Regions from separate parts of the Homo sapiens genome. Here region 2 is linked to region 1. Evidence: chromatin loops called from intact Hi-C (ENCODE). Cell type or tissue: PC-9. All regions are shown on one strand. Links, peaks and the distances in the headings refer to the core of each region. The heading gives the core; the rest is flanking DNA. Region 1 has its middle 44 kb from the start of F2RL1. Region 2 overlaps SV2C (synaptic vesicle glycoprotein 2C).

Region 1 (11,283 bases), core at 2,017-10,016:
TTTGGTGGGTTTTGGCCGGCTTCCTTACTGCAACCTGTTTTATCAGCAAAGTCTTTATGACCTGTATCTTGTGCTGGTCTCCTATCTCATCCTGTGACTTAGAATGCCTAACTGGGAATGCAGCCCAGTAGGACTCAGCCTTATTTTACCCAGCCCCTACTGAAGATGGAGTTGCTCTAGTTCAAAGGCCTCTAACAATCATAGATCACTGGAACTTCAAACTCCTGGCCTCAGGTGATCCTTCCGTGGTGGCCTCCCAAAGCACTGGGATTACGAGTGTAGGCCGTCATGACCAGCCCTATCCATATCTTTTTTTTTTTTTTTTTTTGAAACAGAGTTTCACTCTGTTGCCCAGGCTGGAGTGTAGTGGCACAATCTCAGCTCAATGCAGCCTCAACCTCCTGGGTTCAAGCAATTCCCCCACCTCATTCTCCAGAGTAGCTGGGACTATAGTCACTATAGTCACCTGCTACCATGCCCAGCTAATTTTTTTTTTTTTTTTTTTAGATGGAGTCTCGCTCTGTCACCAGGCTAGAGTACAATGGTGCCATCTCAGCTCACTGCAACATCCGACGCCCTGGTTCAAGGGATTCTCCTGCTTCAACCTGCCAAGTAGCTGGGATTACAGGCACACACCACCATGCCCAGCTAATTTTTGTATTTTTAGTAGAGACGGGGTTTCACCATGTTGGCCAGGATGGTCTCGATCTCCTGACCTTGTGATCTGCCTTCCTTGGCCTCCCAAAGTGCTGGGATTACAGGCGTGACCCACTGCACCCAGCCATGCCCAGCTAATTTATTATTTTTTGTAGATACGGGATCTCCCTGTGTTGCCCAGGCTGGTCTTTAACTCCTGGGCTCAAGTAGTCCTCCTGCCTCGGCCTCCCAAAGTGCTGGGATTACAATGAGCAACCACACCTGGTCCCATATTTTTGTTTGTTGTTTTTGAGAGAGGATCTTACTTCATCACCCTGGTTGGAGTGTCGTGATGTGATCATGGCTCAGTGTAGCCTCAACCTCCCTGGCTCAAGTGATTCTCCTGCCTCAGCCTCCTGAGTAGCTGGGACTACAGGTGCACACTACCATGCCCAGCTAACTTATGCATTTTTTGTAGAGTCAGAGTTTTGCTGTGTTGCCCAAGCTGGTCTCCAACTCCTGAGCTCAAGCGATCCACCTGCCTCAGCCTCCAAAAGTGTTAGGATTACAGGCATAAGCCACTGAGCCCAGCCCCCATCCTATTTTTAATGGACATTTGAGTGTCCAATGTTTGGCTCTTGCAAACAGTGTGAAGCATAGTTTTTATACTGAGTCCTGGTTTTAAGAGGGAGTGTTAAGTATTCAAGTTAAAAAAAAAAACAACAAAGACTGCTTGTGGCAAATAATAGAAACAAATGAACATTCCACAGATACCTTTGTTCACCCTAAAAATGGCTCCCAGGGTTGGAAGCCCATATGGGAAAGAGGAAAAAAGAAAGAGAGCCCAGAGCCGAGAGTGATTTACAGTTCAGTCTGCCGCCCCTGTTTGCTTCTCCAAGGCAACCCATTGCCCCTCCTTCTAATTTGGCCTAAATCAGTAGCTTTTCAAAACACCTGCTGGTTATCCAAACTGGCCCGTTTAAGGGCTCTGTGATGGATTCATTGTTATGCGGTCAACCAACCAAGATGGGGGAACCCGGGAGGCAGAGCTTGCAGTGAGCCGAAATCGCGCCACTGCACTCCAGCCTGGGCGACAGAGCGAGACTCTGTCTCAAAATAAATAAATAAATAAATAAATAAATAAATAAATAAATAAATAAATAAACGAACCACATCTTCAACTTCAGGGGTTTTGTTTTGCTTGTTTTGTTTTTCTTTAGTAGGCTACATTGTAACATGACCTTACCTCTCCATTGCATTTGCAATATGATGCTGATTGCCTTATTTTCTGACTTCCTCCATTTAGAGTAGTTTTTCTCTGGCTAAAATGTTACTACCCTCTTCTATGACTTCCTCATTTTTGTTTTTGTTTTGCTTTCTATTTTGTCTATGGGTGTACAATCAATGATATTTATATGGCCTGGATAACAGAGGTGGGAACTCATGTGCTGATATCCCTTAGAAACTAGGAGTTTTCAATAGTTAAACAATTCAAGAGTAATTACTTACTTTTTTTTTTTTAGATGAATTTTGCTCTTGCTGCGCAGACTGGAGTTCAATGGTGCGATATTGGTTCACTGCAACCTCCACCTCCTGGGTTCAAGTGATTCTCCTGCCTCAGCCTCCCAAGTAGCTGGGATTACAGGAATGCGCCACCAGGCCTGACTAATTTTGTATTTTAGTAGAGACAGGGTTTCATTATGTTGGTCAGGCCGGTCTCGGACTCCTGACCTCAAGTGATCCTCCCGCCTCAGCCTCCCAAAGTACTGGGATTACAGGCGTGAGCCACCACGCCCAGCCTGAGTAATTACTTTTTAATGATATGTAGTTATGAATGTGCATATATGCTCACAATATATTAAGTGCAAATTACAGAACTGCATTGTATGCTCTATTTCTGATATATATATATATATATATATATATATATTTTTTTTTTTTTTTTGAAATTAATTTATTATTTTTTTCAGACAGAGTCTTGCTCTGTCGCCCAGGCTGGAGTGGAATGGTGCAATCTCAGCTCACTGCAACCTCCACCTCCCGGACTCAAGCAATCCTCCCACCTCAGCCTCCTGAGTGGCTGGGATTACAGATGCCTGCCACCATGACTGACTAATTTTTGTATTTTTAGTAGAGATGGAGTTTCACCACGTTGGCCAGGCTGGTCTCAAACTCCTGACCTCAAGTGATCCATCTGCCTTGGCCTCCCAAAGTGCTGGGATTACAGGCGTGAGCCACTGGGCCCAGCCGAAAGTAAGTTTTAACTGAACTTGGAAGTATCTGATCTTTATCTGAAAGGACTGTTAACCATGGCACCAAGGACAACCTTACTGATTCTTTTTGCAATTCGAGTTCTAATAAATTTAAAACATAATTTCTCTGTACACTGTGTAATATTCATTTTTGTTCTCTTCAGTTTGCCTGACACAATTTGGGCCCAATACACTTTTGGTAAATGAGTAATATGAATAAATGGAATGGAGATCTCACAGTGTGAGAATCTCAGCCAACTACAGTAATGGGAAGGGGGCTGGTTTACAAGGTTGATAAAGAGATGCATTTTTATTTGTCAGCATCCAGAGGTCCATATGGACAGGGTTTGCCTTCTACCTGCTGCTAGGAATACTAGCCTAGTCTCTGTGATTTTAAAAATAACCCAAGAGGCGGCCGGGTGTCGTGACTCACGCCTGTAATCTCAGCACTTTGGGAGGCCAAGGTGGATGGATCACAAGGTCAGGAGATCGAGATGATCCTGGCTAAGACAGTGAAACCCTGTCTCTACTAAAAATACAAAAAATTAGCTGGGTCTGCTGGCGTGCACCTGTAATCCCAGCTATTTGGGAGGTTGAGGCAGGAGAATCGCTTGAACCTGGGAGGCAGAGGTTGCAGTAAGCTAAGATTGTCCCACTGCACTCCAGCCTGGGCAACAGAGCGAGACTCTGTCTCAAAAATAAATAAGTAAATAAAAATAAAAAACGCAAGAGGCTATGTTTTAGGTACATAAAGATATTAGAATTTTCATATTTTTTCAGACCTGTGCTCTATCCTACACAGCATTCAAATCCAGCAGGATTTATATGCCTGATTCTAAAAGTCGATCTCAAAGCTTACGAATCAACCCCCATCCTAGTTAACCCATTATGGCTTTATCATCCCTGAACTTATCTAACATCCTACTCCTTTTTTTTTTTTTTTTTTTTTTGAAACAGTGTTTCACTGTCATACCCCAGGCTGGAGTGCAATGGCACAATATCGGCTCACTGCAACCTCCACATCCCGGGTTCAAGCAATTCTCCTGCCTCAGCCTCCCGAGTAGCTGGGATTACAGGCACGCGCCTCCACGCCCGGCTAATTTTTGTATTTTTAGTAGAGATGGGGTTTCACCATGATGGCAGGGCTGGTCTTGAACTCCTGACCTCAAGTGATCCGCCCACCTCGGCCTCCCAACGTGCTAGGATTATAGGCATGAGCCACTGCGCCTGGCCCTAATATCCTACTCTTATATTTATGTTTGTTCTAGAAACAATTTTGGGTGAAATTTTATGTTTACTAAAGATAGACAAAAATCACCCATAACCCGGCTACCCCATCTCAGGGGGTGTATAGCCATCACTGACCTTTGAATTTGTCGTGAAAGCCTGGAAAGATGTCAATGGTACCTAAAAGACATACGATGGAAGATTTTTTTTTTAACTTAGAAAGGCTCAACTTAAAGCTTATATTGGAAAAAGTAAATTATTCTTAATTCAGAGCACAAACCAGTCAAATCTGCCAATCATCAACAGATGGCATCTTTCACACATTGTACATGCCACAGTCTAAAACAAAATTTGCAAATTGACTATAAGAGTAAAAATTTGAGCCCACACACTGCTTTTTATTTTTTCACTCATTGTATATAAGATGAGTTTTAAGTATATTCTGGTTACTAGTTTAGGTCCAGTGGATACAGCAATGAACACAACCACTATCAAAGCTTTTATGTAAACTGATGTTTTGGGCAACACAGACAATAAAAAAGATAAGTGAAATTTTAGTGCATTAAATTGTATTAAGAGCGAAGAAGAGAAAACAACGCAGGTAAGTGGTAGATTAAATTTTAGCCTGTGGCCAGGAAGTGTCACTAAGATATCTTTGTGGCCGGACAAGGTGGCTCACACCTGTAATCCCAACATGTGGGGAGGTTGAGGCGGGAGGATCTCCTGTCCAGGATTTTGAAACCAGCCTGAGCAACATGGGCAGATTCCACCTGTACAAAAAATAAAAACATTAGCCAGGCATGGTGGCCGGTGCCTGCAGTCCCAGCTACTTCGGAGGCTGAGGTGGGAAGATCTGCTTGAGCCTAGGAGTTCAAGGCTGCAGTGAGCTGTGATCCTGCCACTGCCCTCCAGCCTGGGTGACAGAGTAAGACTCTGTCTCACAAAAAAAGAAGGAAAAAAAAAAAAGAAGTCTCTTGAAGAGAGGTAGGAAGGCAGTGAGGGAGCCAGCAATGCAGACTCTAATGAGAAGGGCATCTTGGGCCCAGGGAAGTGGGTGTGAAGAGGCCAGAGTATGCAGATGATTGAAAAGGTCAGTGTGGCTGGTGCTGGGAGAAGGAGGGATTGGAGGAGGAGATGAGGACAGAGAAGAGGGGTGGTGAAGATTAAACGTGGCCTTGTAGGTCATCGTAGGGCTTTGGCTTTCGCTCTGAATGAGAGTTAAAGCCATTTGACAGTTGGTTGCAGATATTATGACATTTTATCCCTAAAAACTTCAGCATGCATCTCTTAAAATAAGGACACTCTATGTAGATATTCATTAGTAGAAGTTTGCTTTTTAAAAATTATTATCATTGGCCGAGAGCTGTGGCTCATGCCTGTAATCCCAGCACTTTCGGAGGCCGAGGCGATTGGATCACTTGAGGTAAGGAGTTTGAGACCAGCCTGGCCAACATGGCGAAACCCTGTCTCTACTAAAAATACAAAAATTAGCCAGGTGTGGTGGTGTGGGCCTGTAATCCCAGCTACTTGGGAGGCTGAGACAAAATTGCTTGAACCCAGGAGGTGGAGGTTGCAGTGAGCTGAGATCGTGCCACTGCACTCCAGCCTGGGCAACAGGGCAAGACTCCATCTCAAAAAAACAAAACAAAACAAAATTATCATTATTTATTTAGAGATAGAGTCTCACTCTGATCCAGGCTGATATACAGTGGTACAATCATCACTCACTGCAGCCTCGGCCTCTAGGCTCTAGTAATCCTCCCACCTCAGCCTCCTACGTAGCTGGGACCAGACACCTGCCACCACACCTGGTTAATTTTTTTTTTAACTTTTTGTAGAGACGGTGCCTCACTGTGTTGTCTGTCTCGAACTTCTGCACTTAAGTGACCCTCCTGCCTCAGCTCCCATACAGGTGTCGGTCCCAGGCTTGAAAATTACTTAATATTCCCAAATCATCTAATATCCATCTTACGTTCAAATTTCCCAAATTGTTATGTAAATAATTTTGGAAATCATATCTATTGATTAAAGAACGTAAATAAATACACGTGCCTGACACTGCCTTCATGCAGTCTTTCCAAGTGCAGATTTCTTTTTTAACTTCACCCTGGAACGTAGCTCAGGAAGGTGATGCAGTTTGCCTAGTGGACAGTAGGGGGCGCCACAAGCCCGTTATGCTATTTGCCAGCATTGGTGACTTCCGTAGTGGAGGAGTGGGTGCCCAGGGTTCTGGGTAATTTTCACAGTGTCACACAAGACCTGTGATTTCAGGGTGCGCTCAGAACCCCACAATGTCACCATTTCTGTAAAGGAGGTCATAAAGACTTCAAAGCAGAATTGAATTTTATTCTGTTAAAAGCCAGCTCAAGCCATGCAGTACTTTTTGGGGTGATTTTCAAAACTGTGCTGTGAAATCAAATTAACAAAAAGCTATAATTCACTGAACTAACCACTTAAAGGAAATGACCGTAATCATTTCTCAAAAGCAAACTGAGAAATGCTTGGGAAATTTGTTTTCTTTAAAATTTTACTTTTTACTTTTTTTTTTTTTTTTTTTTTTTTTTTTTTTGAGACGGAGTCTCGCTCTGTCGCCCAGGCTGGAGTGCAGTGGCGCGATCTCAGCTAACTGCAAGCTCCGCCTCCCGGGTTCACGCCATTCTCCTGCCTCAGCCTCCCAAGTAGCTGGGACTACAGGCGCCCACCACCACGCCCGGCTAATTTTTTGTATTTTTAGTAGAGACGGGGTTTCACCGTGTTAGCCAGGATGGTCTCAGTCTCCTGACCTCGTGATCCACCCGCCTCGGCCTCCCAAAGTGCTGGGATTACAGGCGTGAACACCGCGCCCAGCTTAGGCATTACCTTTCTTTCTTTTTCTTTTTTTTTTTGAGATGGAGTTTAGCTCTTGTTGCCCAGGCTGGTATGCAATGGCGTGATCTCGGCTCACCGCAACTTCCGCCTCCCGGGTTCAAGCAACTCTCCTGCCTCAGCATCCCGAGTAGCTGGGATTACAGGCATGCGCCACCACGCCCTGCTGATTTTGTATTTTTAGTAGAGACGGGGTTTCTCCATTTTGGTAGGGCTGGTCTCAAACTCCCAACCTCAGGTGATCCGCCCGCCTCAGCTTCCCAAAGTGCTGCGATTACAGGTGTGAGCCACTGCGCCAGGCGGCATTACCTTTCTTAATGAAAGAAACATGCTTTTGCCACCACATTCTTCCAGATTGGTTTTTTGTTTTTGTTTTTTCAGTTCCTTACTTGCTTTATATATTGCCTGGAATCCAGTATATTTCTTCTTGCAAGTAAGTATTCCTGCAGCCCACAGACATTCGTTTGTGTTTTTCTTTCTTTCTTTTTTTTTTTTTTTTTTTTTTGAGACGGAGTTTTTCTCTTGTTGCCCAGGCTGGAGAGGCTGGAGTGCAGTGGCGCAATTTCGGCTCACTGCAACCTCTGCCTCCCGGGTTCAAGCGATTCTCCTGCCTCAGCCTCCTGAGTAGCTGGAATTACAGGCGCCCGCCACCATGCCCAGCTAATTTTTTGTATTTTTAGTAGAGATGGGGTTTCACCATGTTGGCTAGGCTGGTCTTGAACTCCTGATCTCAGGTGATCCATCCGCCTCGGCCTCCCAAAGTGCTGGGATTACACACATGAGCCACCACACCCGGCCCTCGTTTGTGTTTTTCATTCCTTTTTTTTTTTTTTTTTTTTTTTTTTTTTGAGATTGAGTCTCATTCTGTCGCCCAGGCTGGAGTGCAGTGGCACGATCTTGGGTCACTGCAACCTCTGCCTCCCAGGTTCAAGCACTCCTCCTGCCTCAGCCTCCCCAGTAGCTGGGACTACAAACACACACCACCATGCCCAGCTAATTTTTGTATTTTTGGAAGAGACAGGGTTTCACTATGTTGGCCAGGCTGGTCTCGAACTGCACCTCATGATCTGCCCGCCTCGGCCTCCCAAAGTGCTGGGTTTACAGGCGTGAGCCACGCAACTGGCCTGTTTGTTTTTTTGAGATGGGGTCTCTGTTGTCCAGGCTGGACTTGGCTCACTGCAGCCCCAACTTCCCGAGTTCATGTGATCCTCCCACTTCAGCCTCCCTAGCAGCTGGCACTACAGGTGTGCGCCACCAACCTGGCTAATTTTTTTGTATTTTTGGTAGAGATGGGGTTTCACCATGTTGCCCAGTCTTGTCTCGAACTCCTGGGCTCAAGCGATCTGCCTGCCTTAGTCTCCCAAAGTGCTGGGATTATAGGCGTGAGCCACCAAGCCCGGCCTGACATCTGACATTTGTTATAATTTGTATAGCTCTCAACCTGGCTTGTTTCTTCATTGCCTCATATTTTTCTTTCTCAATTTCCTCCCCCACTCCACTCCCCGCTCCTTTTTTTTTTATTGAAGTGCATCCTCAAGGAACTTCATTAAGAAAGAGTATGTAGTAAGTAAACGTGCTGAATCCTGGCAGTTTGAAAATGTCATTATCTGCCTTTACTTTTGATACCTGGTTTAGATGATAAGGAATTCTAGGTCCTAAAAAATTATCCACAGCATTTTGAAAATCTCGGTGTTTAGCATCCTATTTTCAGTCCCTTTCTCTGTTTTCCTCTCCTCTCATGCAGACTCCAGTCCACACCCTGTCTGGGCGGAGAAGTCTCACTCCTCCAGAGTCTGCTCCCACACATAACCCCCTACTCCACTCCCTCTGTCTACAATTCATGTTCTCTTTTCATCTCCCAGAAATGTGTTGAAATCTCTCAACTGCTGATGCCCAAATCATGCCTCATCATCTTTGTGACTATGGATTTATACTCTTTTAAATTCTTTATCGCTTCATTAGTATCTTAAGAAGAATGACAAACCTACATGCTAAGTTTACCTTCTTGAATTGGAATCTGTTTTATATAAATATAGGTTGTTGGGGTTTTTTTTTGCCTTTTTATTTGTTTTCATAAATACAAGTACTGTGTTTAACTCTGTTTTGCTAAATACACACAAACTATTGCTACCATGTTTACATAGCAGTTTTGCAAAGTTAACTAGGTTCTTTGAATATTTGGAGTTACAGTACTGACATATTAACTGGTGGTTAAAGGTGAAAAAGAGGAATATAAAGGGGCTATACTTACTGTAAGTTAGAGGCTACAGCCCAAATTATTTTTGAGAGCAAGCATTTATTAATCCACAGCTTCCTGGAGCTGTACTCTGTATAGAAAAATTAGTATTCCTATTCCTAACAAGTTTCCAAGAGCAGGACAGATACAAGCATTTATACCAGCAAGTAGAGAGCAACCCCAGTCAGAAATAAATAATGTCAATTAGCAAAGTCATTATGATTCACAGCCCCTTTTTCTTTTTTTTTTAATATCATTTCAACTTTTACTTTAGATTTAGGGAGTACGTGTGCAGGTTTGTTCCAAGGGTATAGTGCATGATGCTGAGGTCTGGAGTACAATTGATCCCCTCATGCAGTTAGTGAGCGTAGTACCCAATAGTGTTTGTTGTTGTTGTTGTTGTTGTTGTTGTTTTTGAGACAGAGTCTCACTCTGTCACCCACGCTGGAGTTCAGTGGCACAATCTCGGCTCACTGCAACCTCCGCCTCCTGGGCTTAAGCGATTCTCTTGCCTCAGCCTCCCAAGCAGCTGGGCCTAAGGCACGCGCCACGGTGCCCGGCTAATTTTTGTATTTTCAGTAGACAAGGGGTTTCCCCATGTTGGCCAGGCTGGTCTCAAACTCCTGACCTCAGATGATCCGCCTGCCTAGGCCTCCCAAAGTGTTGGGATCACAGGCGTGAGCCACTGCGCCCAGCCTCAGTAGTTCGTTTTTTCACCCTTCTCTCTCCCTACCTCCTCCCACCCAGTAGTTCCCAGCGTCTATTGTTCCTATCTTTATGTCCTTGTGTACCCAATGTTTAGCTCACACTTATAAGTGAGAGCATGTGTTACTTGGTTTTCTGTTCCTGTATTAATTCGCTTAGGATAATAACCTTCAGCTTCCTCCATGTTGCTGCAAAGGACATGATCTCATTCTTTCTTATGGCTGCATAGTATATGTGTATATAAAAAAGAATAAGATCATATATGTACCACATATACACAATACTATATGTGTATTTGTACCACATTTTCATTATCCAGTGCACGGTTGATGGGCACCTAGGTTGAGTCCATGTTTTTGCTACTGTGAATCATGGTGTGATGAACATACGAGTGCATGTGTCTTTACGGAAGAATGATTTATTTTCTTCTGGATGTATACCCAGTAATGGGATTGCTGGGTTGAATGGTAGTTCTAAGTTCTTTGAGAAATCTCCAAACTTTTTTCCATAGTGACAACTAATTTACATCCCCACTAATAGTGTATAAGCATTCTCTTTTCTCCATAGCCTTGCAAGCATCTGTTATTTTAGGATTTTTTTTTTTTTTTTTTTTTTAAGACAGAGTCTTGCTTTTGTGGCCTAGGCTGGAGGTGCAATGGTGTGATCTCAGCTCACCACAACCTCCACCTCCCAGGTTCAAGCAATTCTCCTGCCTCAGCCTCCAGTGTAGCTGGGATCACAGGCATGTGCCACCACACCCGGCTAATTTTGTATTTTTAGTAAAGACGGGTTTTCCATGTTGGTCAGGCTGGTCTTGAACTCCTGACCTCAGGTGATCCACCCGCCTCTGCCTCCCAAAGTGTTGGGATTACAGGTGTGAGCCACTGTGCACGGCCATTTTATGACTTTTTAATAATAGCCATTCTGACTGGGGTGAGATAGTATCTCATTGCACTTTTTATTTGCATTTCTCTGATTATTCGTAATATTGAGCATTATTTTTTCATGTTTGTTGGCTGCTTGTATATCTTCTTTTGAGAAATGTCTATTCATGTCCTTTGCCCACTTTTTTTTTTTTTTTCTGTGACGGAGTCTCGCTTTGTCGCCCAGGCTGGAGTGCAGTGGCGCGATCTTGGCTCACTGCAACCTATGCCTCCTGGTTTATGCCATTCTACTGCCTCAGCCTCCTGAGTAGCTGGGATTACAGGTGCCCACCACCACCACACCCAGCTAATTTTTTGTATTTTTAGTACAGACGGGGTTTCAGCGTGTTAGCCAGGATGGTCTCGATCTCCTGACCTCATGATCTGCCCGCCTCGGCCTCCCAAAGTGCTAGGATTACAGGCGTGAGCCACCGTGCCC
Region 2 (11,283 bases), core at 1,589-9,588, 440 kb after region 1:
TTTGGTTGCATGTCTTTTTTGTATTGATTTGTAGGAATTCTTCATCTTGTCTGAATCAAATACCTTTCTTGGTGATTGCAATTGTCAATACCTTTTCTAACTCTGAGGCTTGCCTTTTTACTCCTTTAATGATGTCTTTTGATCTTCTGATGACTACTAAAGATACACAAAAATGAATTCCAGCTGAATGTAGATCTAAATGTGAAATGAAAAACAATAAAGCTGCTAGGTGAGGAGAATGTCTTCCTGACCCTGAAGTAGACAGAAATCAAAGCACTGACCTAAACGGAGAGGTTGATAACTTAGACTACATTACAATTAGGAACTTCTGTGCATCAAAATACATCATTAAGAGAATGTGGGCCAGGTGCGGTGCCTCACGCCTATAATCTCAGCATTTTGGGAGGCTGAGGCAGGAGGATTGCTTGGGGTCAGGAGTTCGAGACCAGCCTGGGAAACATAGCAAGATCCCCATCTCTATCAAAAAAAAAAAAAAAAGAGAGAGAGAGAGACAATGTGTTCTATGTATACCAACATACCATGTTGTACACATTAAATGTATGCAATAAAAGACTGAGTGTGTGTTTTAAGCACTTGGATTATATTATTCAATCCTTTCAAACAAGAATATCCCAAATAAGTATCCTCGTTTTACAGATGAGGAATTGAGGCCCAGAGAGGTTAATGAACTTGTCCTGGGCCACACAGCTTACAAGTGGAGAACTTAGGTGTGAGCTCAGGTCTGTGTGAGTCTAGAGACTGAGCTCCCAACTCCTGGCAGTGCTGCTCCACCTTTACCAGCTCCAGAGTGTGCCCTGTGGGGCCTGGCACAGTGTTGGGCTCCAGACATTCACTGTTGGCTTCCTGTGGTACCTTCCTGTGTGTATAGAGATCACTTCACATGGCCTTGCATTCATCCTCGTAAATTATTCATTTTCTCCACCACCGTTTTGTAAACTTGGCCTGCTGTGAACAGTTGCTCTTTGGTCTTCTTTTTAGTCCTGAGGAAGCAGGACTCCTTCTCCTGGTGTGATTTGCTGAGGCTGCACCTGGAAAAGACTCAGAGCCTTGGACAAACATTCTGTGCCTGTAGCTTCTCTGATCTGACAAGATGAATGGCAAAGCCTTGGGTAGCAGGGGAAAGGCAGCCTTGACGAGTTGTGTCAGGTCTGCCAGGCTCTGTACTGTGTACTCACGGCCTGCAGGAGTTGGTAAGGTCCCCGTATATGCATGACCACTTCCCCTTCCTTCTCTCCTTCCTCCTCTTTCTGGCTGCCAGAGGCCCTCCCATGGAGCTGGACATCTGTGCACTGAGAAGGGCCCTGTGCAGGCTGCTTTTGTGGGAAGCAGAATCACAGCAGGGTTTGGGGTATGTGGGTAAGTCACTTGGAGTTGCTGCCGGGGTCACCACAGGCCTAGGTACCTGCTATGCATGCCTATGATAATAGAAGCTAGGAATTATTCGGTCCTGCAAAAAGTCTTGTGAGAGTTAGGCAATGCCAAGGTTCCACCCCCTCCCCACCACCCCATTTCGGCACCCCAAGGGGATCTGGCTCCCATGATCACCACATGCCAATATCCTCATAGTGAAAGGAAGTGTAGATCTGCCTCCAGGAGCAGATGTGAGCCAGTAGTGCTAATCACAGCGGCTATGATTTAGTGAGAATTTGTGTGTCAGGCACATTGCTGAACCTTTTATATACATTTTCTCAATCCTTATAAACCCCAGTGAAATACAAACTATCATCATTTCTAATTCACAGTTGCAGAAATGAATGCTTGGAAAAACTAATTTTTGCTTTCTCAATGCATCACATCACTGCTAAGTGGCCAAGTCAGGACTCAAACCCATATTGTCTGACTGTAAAGCTCAGAGAAATGTTTACTATGAAGCTACTGAGACTTAAGCCCCGGCACCTCCATTTGCATAAGTCCCTTCCCAAGTGCTAAGTGGATCCTAGCAATGTGTTCACATGGTCATATGTGTTTTTGTTGTTGTTTTTTTGTTTCATGTTTCTTGTAGAGATGGATGCTGTTCAGGCTGGTCTTGAACTCCTGGGCTCAAGCAATCCACCTGCCTTGGCCCCCTAGAGTTTTGGGATTACAGGTGTGAGCCACCATGTGTGGCTGGTCATATAATTTTTAAAAATCTGTGGCTGGGCACGGTGGCTCACATCTGTAATCCCAGCACTTTGGGAGGCCGAGGTGGGTGGATCACCTGAGGTCAGGAGTTTGAGACAAGCCTGGCCAACATGGTGAAAACCCGTCTGTACTAAAAATATAAAAATTAGCTAGGCATGGTGGTGGGCACTTGAAATCCCAGCTACTCGGGAGGCTGAGGCAGGAGAATCGCTTGAACCTGGGAGGCAGAAGATGCAGTGAGCCGAGATTGCACTAGTGCACTCCAGCCTGGGCGACAAGAGTGAAACTCCATCTCGGAAAAAAAAAAAAAAAAAAAAATTTTGTAAAACTAGGCCAGGTGCACAGTGACTCATGACTGTAATCCCAGTACTTTGGAAGGCTGAGGCAGGAGGATAGCTGGAGCCTAGGAGTTCGAGACCAGCCTGGACAACATACCAAGACCTCGTCTCTATGAAAAATAATAAAAAATTTTAAAAATTTGCAAAACTAGAAAATTTGCAATCTTAGTAGTTTGTTTCCTTACTCAGTTAAAACTACTGTTTCTTTCCATTCTGCCTTGCTTTTCTCCAATTTCCTCCAGTGTTGGGTGGAGCTGGGCATTTTGCGGATAGGCTAAGAGGAATCTGAGTTGGGATATCTTCAGTTTGAGTTGGTGGGATATATTAGTGTGCCTTGCAGTCCCTTCTGAGATTAAGTTATTGCTAGCTGTCCCACTGCAGGATGACTTCCTGGAATATCCTGCTGCCCACTGTGCCCACATGCCTGTGTCCTGACTTGATGTACAGAACTGTTAACAGAAAGGGATCCCAATCAGACCCCAAGAGAGGGTTCTTGGACCTCACACAAGAATTAGGGGTGAGTCCATGCAGTAAAGTGAAGACAAGTTTATTAGGAAATTAAAGGAATAAAAGAATGACTACTCCATAGGAAGAGCAGCAGCTTGGGCTGCTGGACTAAGGATACGTATAGTTATTTCTTACTTATATGCTAAACAAGGGGTGGATTATTCATTAGTTTTCTGGGAAAGGGGTGGACAATTCCTGTAACTGAGGGTTCCTCCCCCTTTTAGACCATATAGGGTAAATTCTTGATATTGCCATTGCATTTGTAAACTGTCATGGCGCTGGAGGGAGTGTCTTTCTGCATGCTAATGAATTATGATTAGTGTATAATGAGCACTGAGGATGATCAGAGGTCACTTTCCTCACCATCTCGGTTTTGGTGGGTTTTGGCCAGCTACTTTAACTGCAACCTGTTTTATCAGCAAGGTCTTTATGACCTGTATCTTCTGTCAGCCTCCTATCTCATCCTGTGACTTAGAATGCCTTAACCTCCTGGGAATGCAGCCCAATAGGTCTCAGCCTCATTTACCCAGCCCCTATTCAAGATGGAGTTGCTCTGGTTTAAACGCCTCTGACAAAGCCAGACGCTGGACTACAAAACTGAATGTGGCCTGTGTCTTCAGCACAGAGAGTATGTGGGAAGTGGAGGAGAAATGAGAAATCTTTTTTTTCTTTTTTTTTTTTTTTGAGACAGAGTCTCACTCTGTCGCCCAGGCTGGAGTGCAGTGGCACAATCTTGGCTCACTGCAAGCTCCGCCTCCCAGGTTCACGCCATTCTCCTGCCTCATCCTCCTGAGTAGCTGGGACTACAGGTGCCCACCACCACACCCAGTTAATTTTTTGTATTTTTAGTAGAGACAGAGTTTCACCTTGTTAGCCAGGATGGTCTCGATCTCCTGACCTCGTGATCCGCCCGCCTTGGCCTCCCAAAGTGCTGGGATTATAGGCGTGAGCCACCATGCCCATTGAAATGAGAAATCTTAAAAAAAACCAAACAACTATTACTAATCACAACCAGTTTTTATCTTTCTATTCTCTATATAGGCAATGATATCACAAAACTGTTGCCATATGAAAATGAAGAGGCAATCAAAGAATATGCACTGAAAAAATATAGAAAAATAATTTATAGAAATGTGTCAGGCAGTTAATAAAAAGGATTGTTATTTTTCTGGATTTTGTTAAAATTTGTGAATTTATCAGTTTTTTTAAAATGCGTAAATTGTGAGGACCTCTTTTCTCATTCTAGTTACTTTTACGTTAATTTTGTGTTTGTAATTTTGTATTATTTTTCTTAAAGAGGACCCGTCTTCCCAAACCTTGAGGTGACCCTGCTCAAACTCATGCTCTTAGCAATGGTGACACAGTGTCTGCCTCGGAAGCTTCCAGTCCTCAGTTTGGAAAGAGAAATGCCCAAGCCTGAGGGTACTTTAGAAAGTACTGTAAGCCGGGAGCGGTGGCTCACACCTGTCATCTCAGCACTTGGGAGGCCGAGGCGGTTGGATCACCTGAGGTCAGGAGTTCAAGACCAGCCTGACCAACATGGTGAAACCCCATCTCAACAAAAATATAAAAATTAGCCAAGCATAATGGCAGGTGCCTGTAATCCCAGCTACTCGGGAGGCTGAGGTGGGAGAATCGCTTGAACCCAGGAGGTGGAGGTTGCAGTGAGCCAAGATCGTGTCTTTGCACTCCAGCCTGGGTGACAGAGTGAGAATCTGTCTCAAAAAAAAAAAAAAAAGAAAAAGAAAAAGAAAAAGAAAATACTATGGTTGTCTTCTACTGAAGGTGGGAGGCTGAAGAGGGGGCAATAGCACAGCAAAGCCCCTCAGAGAGGGTTAGCAGCAGCAGACTGCAGTGGGGGTGGGATATGTCCAATGTTTGCAAAGAGCAAAAGGGGTGGGGCAACTTATACATCACTTAGCCCTTTGTAATGTATGGTGGCTTTCCTTATAGCCCCACCCAAACCTGAATTTGCTGATGCAGTTTCCTTGGAAATCTCAGTCCAAAGGGCATTTTTGGTGCCACCTTGAAGGTGAGGAAGCAGATGTTAGGGAGTGGAGCTGCTTCAGGTGCTGTCTGTTCAGCCTCCCTGAGAGCTCTGGAGTAGAGGAGGCAGAAATATGGCTGAAGGCAGGTGACTGCTGGTGCACTTGGAGTCAAGGTTGGAGCTTATCCTGTCCTATCTACTTCATTCTGGCCCCAGGGAGTTCCAGTGGCTGCAGGGCAGGAGCCTGGCTTTCCTTCAAGAATGTGTCTCCTTTTGTGGTTTTCATTTCTCCACCTGGTGTCTGGACTGCAAATTACAGGAGAGGATGATGCATTTGCTCTCCCCACCGAACAAAGGGATTGCAGTAGCAGTAGGTGGCATGGTCTTATCCAACTCCAGGCATGCTGCTGCCCCTGGCTCCCCTTGGAGCCACCAGGGCTCAAGCTGGTCACTGTCTTGGAGGAAGCTTCCCCTGGGGACAGGCTCACAGAGAAGGCTGCTTTGTTCAGAGGCTGTGGTGTAGGGAGAGGAAGGATGTGCCTACTGACTCCAAGTTTTTTTTTAAATTACTGTGCAGAGAGAGCACATTCTCATCTGGAATTCTAATAAATGGAGAGACAGAGGGAGGCAAATAACCACAGTTCTCAGAGTAGCCTAGCCAGGCTGCCCTGAGGTCTCCCCCAGAATTATCTGTTTCTGGCTTATGAGTGCAGGACCCTTGTTCCTCAGCCTGTCTTTATCATCCCCTCTGAATGAACAGCATGCACAGGTGTGAATGCATGCACACAGCCCATGCTACCTGCCCATCAGACCATAGGCACATTCCATTCCCTTCTATAACAATATATACACAGCAAACTTCTATACACAGTATACAGTATACATACATAATCAAATAGGTAGTATTTGGGACAATGCTGAATTGGGCTGAATTGTCTTCTTCCCAAATTCGTATGTTGAAGTCCCAACCCCGCAGTGCCTCAGAATGTGATTGAGTTTGGAGATAGGGTCTTTAAGGAGGTATTCGAGTTGAAAAGAAGTCATTAGTATAGGTACTGGATGGGGTTGGACTACCTCCTAATCCAGCATGACTGGTTTCCTTATAAGAAAGGGAAATTAGGACACAGATATGTAAAGAGGGAAGACTATCTGAAGACACAGAGAGAAGATGGCCATGCACAAGCCAAGGAGAGAGTCCTGAGAAAAACCCAACCCTCCCTGACACTTGGATCTCAGACTTCTGGTCTCCAGATCTGTAAGAAAAGAAATTTGGTTGCTTAAGCCACCCAGTCTGTGGTATTTTGTTACAGCAGCCCTAGCAAACAATACAGATAATGATAGCAACTTCATTGCATCAGATATCAACAAGCAGGAAAAGGTATACCTCAAGACTTATGTTGCCTTGTTTTAACACACTGATTATTAGGAATTTCACATTTGGGGCTTTGGAGCCACTGGTCCATGCCAGGCCTGTTGTTTCCTTCAGAACTCGCAATGACTTTTGCTAAAGTTATCTGCACCCCAGCATCCTCTGGTGAATTCCTGTACTTGCCATCATCCCTGATACACTAGGGGTTTTGAAGCCTGTGGACTTTTCTTTTCTCCCTCATTCAACAGCCTGATCATGAAGCAGGAAAGAAAGGAAAATGTGTGCCACGCCTGACTGGTTTTTGTGTTTTTTTGGTGGAGACGGGGTTTCGCTGTGTTGGCCGGGCTGGTCTCCAGCTCCTAACTGCGAGTGGTCCGCCGGCCTCGGCCTCCAGTGGTGCCGGGATTGCGGACGGAGTCTGGTTCACTTGGTGCTCGGTGGTGCCCAGGCTGGAGTGCAGTGGCGTGGTCTCGGCTCACTGCGGCCTCCACCTCCCAGCCGCCTGCCTTGGCCTCCCGGGGTGCCGAGATTGCAGCCTCTGCCTGGCCGCCACCCCATCTGGGAAGTGGGGAGCGTCTCTGCCTGGCCGCCCATCGTCTGGGACGTGGGGAGCCCCTCTGCCTGGCTGCCCAGTCTGGAGGGTGAGGAGCGTCTCTGCCAGGCCGCCATCCCATCTAGGAAGTGAGGAGCGCCTCTTCCCAGCCGCCATCCCCTCTGGGAGGTGAGGAGCGTCTCTGCCCGGCCGCCCCGTCTGAGAGGTGGGGAGACCCTCCGCCTGGCAGCCGCCCCATATGAGAAGTGAGGAGCCCCTCCGCCCGGCAGCCACCCCGTCTGGGAAGTGAGGAGCGTCTCTGCCCGGCAGCCACCCCATCCGGGAGGGAGGTGGGGGTCAGCCCCCGCCAGGCCAGCCGCCCCGTCCGGGAGGGAGGTGGGGGGGGTCAGACCCCCGCCCGGCCAGCCGCCCCGTCCGGGAGGGAGGTGGGGGGGTCAGCCCCCCGCCCGGCTAGCCGCCCCCTCCGGGAGGTGAGGGGCGCCTCTGCCCGGCCGCCCCTACTGGGAAGTGAGGAGCCCCTCTGCCCAGCCACCACCCTGTCTGGGAGGTGTACCCAACAGCTCATTGAGAACGGGCCATGATGACAATGGCAGTTTTGTGGAATAGAAAGGGGGGAAAGGCCGAGAAAGGATTGAGAAATCGGATGGTTGCCATGTCTGTGTAGAAAGAGGTAGACACGGGAGACTTTTCATTTTGTTCTGTACTAAGAAAAATTCTTCTGCCTTGTGATCCTGTTGATCTGTGACCCTACCCCCAACCCTGTGCTCTCTGAAACATGTGCTGTGTCCACTCAGGGTTAAATGGATTAAGGGTGGTGCAAGATGTGCTTTGTTAAACAGATGCTTGAAGGCAGCATGCTCGTTAAGAGTCATCACCACTCCCTAATCTCAAGCACCCAGGGACACAAACACTGCGGAGGGCCGCAGGGTCCTCTGCCTAGGAAAACCAGAGACCTTTGTTCACTTGTTTATCTGCTGACCTTCCCTCCACTATTGTCCTATGACCCTGCCAAATCCCCCTCTGTGAGAAACACCCAAGAATGATCAATAAAAAAAAAAAAAAAAAAAAAAAAAAGGAAAATGTGTGACTGTAGCTTTTCTTAAATAAGGAATAGGGCCTACATCTGGAGGAGTGGAAAGCTGGACAAAGGGTTAAGATCTATATAGAGCGATGGGCTGGGTATCAGAAAAGGGGGAAAGAAATTGCTACAGCAAAGAAGGAGGATCTAGCTGGGGGAGAGAACCTGGAAGAAGTGAGAGCTGGTTCCAAGAGAAGGAACAGCCTGCAGAGGGGTGTGAATGCACAACTAGTAGGATAGCACTAGCCAGTAGCACTTTTGGTGATGATGGGATATTCTATGTTTTCAGTGTTCAATATGGTAGCCTCTGGTCACATGTGGCAATCAAGCATCTGAAATGTGGCTAAGTGTAACTAAGGAACTGAATTCTTGGTTTTAGTTAAGTTTAAATATAAATAGCTACATGTGGCTATCATATTAGACAGCATGGTTCTAGAGCTCAGACACAGCCCACTGTTGCTTGCTTACCCAGCAGTTACCTGCCTTTTTCCTTGCTTACAAACCCCCCATTTTGTTCAGGCAGTCAGGAGCCATGTGCTTCAGGAGAGACTGGGCCCCTTACAGCTATAGGGGGAGAGGTGACTCTTGATTAGTCTAAGCCAGTTATGGTAATTATGTTCCTCTTGCTCGTGATTGGTTTAGGAGTTGGCAGATGATGCAAATCCAGCCAATGAGACATAATGGGGAGTCTGCTGGAGGATTCCGAGAATGTTCTCCTTGATCTTAAAAAGGGGTCAAAAAGAGGGACTAGTTCTCCTTCTGGCGCTTAGATGTGTGAAGATGTGATGCTTAGAGTTGCAGCCACCATCTCATGCCCATAGGGGGACAAAAGCCAGTATGATGAGGATGGCTGATCTAAAAGATGGAAAAAGAATCTGGGTCTCCAATGATGTTATCAAGCCACATCAGAACCAACCTTGGGATGGCCCCATCCTCTTTGTTAGTAAAGACAGTTTATTAGGAAATTAAAGGAATAAAAGAATAAAAGAAGACTTGTGTCTTCTGTTAAATGCAGTCACGGGAACTCTTTTGGGGATAGCAAATATGTGGCATTTAAGTCTGTTTCTGCCTCCAATGTGAATTCCCTAAAGTATAGCACTTTTTCTCATTGTTCTTAAACCACTGTTCCAAGCAGCTACTACCAATCAAGTGGATTTAATATGCTAAATAAAAATCTGTTTGCTATTCCTACTCTAGGGCAAAAGAACACAAGCATCTGCTTTGCCACAAACTCCCCCACGAACATATTCTTCCCACTGGTCCTGGCTAACAGTTGGAAAATACTCACGTAAGATCAACAACACATCAATACCCATGACACCAGCCCACAGAAACAATTCAAATAAACCTGAATTGGAGAAACAGGTTTTCTCTATACCTAAGGACATTAAAAAAGTGCTCATTTTTTGAAGGGTCAATTCATGCTTAGAAGGGAAGCCAGTCACACAGCAATCTGTATTTGAATATAATGGAGCAAAAAAAAAATGCTCTTTTATTAATCTGATATACACTAAATATCTTTGCAGCTGTTACATGAATGTTAGTTATCTGGCATATAAATGTATACACAATTCCAAGTTTGATAGATTTATGCTGTACACGAGCCATCCCACATGGAGCATGCCCTTTCACAAGGATACGCATGGCTGTCTCGGGATATTTGTCAAAACACATTTGGTCAAACATTTTGGCAATTGGAAATCAGACACAGAGGAGCATACAGGAAAGATGAGTTCACAACAGGACCAGCTGTACTTAAGATGAAAACTCCAAAACCTGAAACAGAATTTACACATGCAGCACACGTATATACAGTACAATAGGGGTAACTGGAACATTCATAGCAGGAGATCTTACACAGCATTAAAAACAGGAAGAATAAAAAAGGAAAACAAAGCCAAACAATCCAAACACCAAAACCGACAGGACCATTGCCAAGATCTCATTAAAATAGACAGTGGATAGTACGTTTAGCATATGTTCAAAATGGAAGTTCACCTGAAAGAGAAAACTCTTCTATCATGTTATTTAGTGTATCTAGATAGTAACAAAAGACATATGATCTGTTCAATATGTTCCTGGATCAGGATGAGGATACATAACTGCATGGATGCTAAGAAAGTGTATATTAAAAAAGACATTTCTTTTTTCTTCTGACTGACATAGGACATAGATTCAGTAAAGCAAATATATAACAATAGCAGCGGAGATGAAGTTAGGCCAATTTGTCAAGTTCTATCTAGGTAGGCCTGGTGAATATCAAGGCAAGAAAGGAGTTTCCTTCTTGGATGACTACGTGGGCGCAAGAGGGGAGACACTTTGCAACTTCAAACTAGTTTCATTTTGTTTGCATAGCATGAAATAGCCAATTTTACTGTACATTCTTTCTGAAGGAATGACACCCATAGATAACAGTGGATTCTCTGTACTGGGTCCTATTCTGAGTCAATACAAATGCAGAAAGAAACCCTTTGTGAATCACATGAGGTTGAGCTTGCTAAGTCTTTCCCCTTCCTTGGACTTAGGGGCAATGCTGACCCATAAATCCATGATACTCAATGTGATGTGGCCTGTGTCTATGCAGTGGGAGGCCAAGCATTCTTTAGGGCTTTAGATGGTGGTATGCTGGCAAATGTTTAACAACTGTCTTAGGGGTTAGGAGGAGTCTGATTTGCATGGCTTTGTTGCTTTCCATGGCTTTGTTGCTTTCCATGGTATAAATACCACCACTATAGCTGATCTCAAACTACAAAAATACTGTCACTTGGGAAGGTGTGTGTAGTAGTATACCTGTATACAGTATTTCTACCATACAGACATAATAGGCATACATTACCTCATGGGCACAGATAATGGTAAAATGTAGTAAAATAAGTAGAAAGTGATGAGCTTTGACTATATGTTGCCTTTGCTTTTAGCTATAATTTATCTAATCTTATTTAATTTTTTAGTAATAGCTATGTTTCTCAACTGACTCTCAAAAGTTCTGAAAGTTTAACAATCAGTTCGGATGAACCGGTTCAAAGCTATTCCAGCTCATCACTAGCTTTAGATGACTCCAGCCCCTGTGAGCAGGCTGCCTAGTCACTCCCCAGGCACCACAAAGCTGTTTTGGACTTTGCACCCCTGCTGCTGGGGTAGATTACCCGCTTGAGTTGAAACCCGTCTGAGTCTGAACAAAGGGTTGAAAACTGCTTTCTGCTCCTAGTCCTGGGCACTCTTGGATCTAAGGGGAGCATGAATGCAATAAAGTAGGCAGAGAGTGGACAATCTCAGCAATTTCAGCATTCAGACCTGACTGGAAGGCAC

The links. Hi-C counts contacts between places; a loop is a spot of excess contacts. Peaks named below come from ENCODE experiments on the same cell type or tissue, not always from the same donor. Only the 100,000 strongest peaks of a DNase experiment are listed, where the experiment ranks them.
Region 2: it touches region 1 in a loop (5-fold over the local background); 6 of 110 quality-filtered maps call a loop at or near these places.

Annotation. Positions count from the first base shown.
Region 1 is chr5:76,769,740-76,781,022 of GRCh38, reverse strand. No RefSeq gene overlaps it. Among named protein-coding and RNA genes, the nearest start is that of F2RL1, 44 kb to the left of the region's middle. RefSeq lists enhancers at 1,262-1,880, 7,664-8,163. In PC-9, for the core only: CTCF peaks have their summits at 6,064 and 6,269 (motif pointing right); a DNase peak (open chromatin) is centred at 6,263.
Region 2 is chr5:76,332,102-76,343,384 of GRCh38, reverse strand. SV2C (synaptic vesicle glycoprotein 2C) reads right to left here. Exons shown (of 13, transcript NM_014979.4): 13 at 9,429-11,283. Among named protein-coding and RNA genes, the nearest start is that of SV2C-AS2, 26 kb to the right of the region's middle. RefSeq lists enhancers at 3,062-3,831, 6,309-6,939, 7,572-8,202 and a silencer at 5,112-5,337. In PC-9, for the core only: CTCF peaks have their summits at 5,081, 5,282 (motif pointing left) and 8,795; a DNase peak (open chromatin) is centred at 5,224.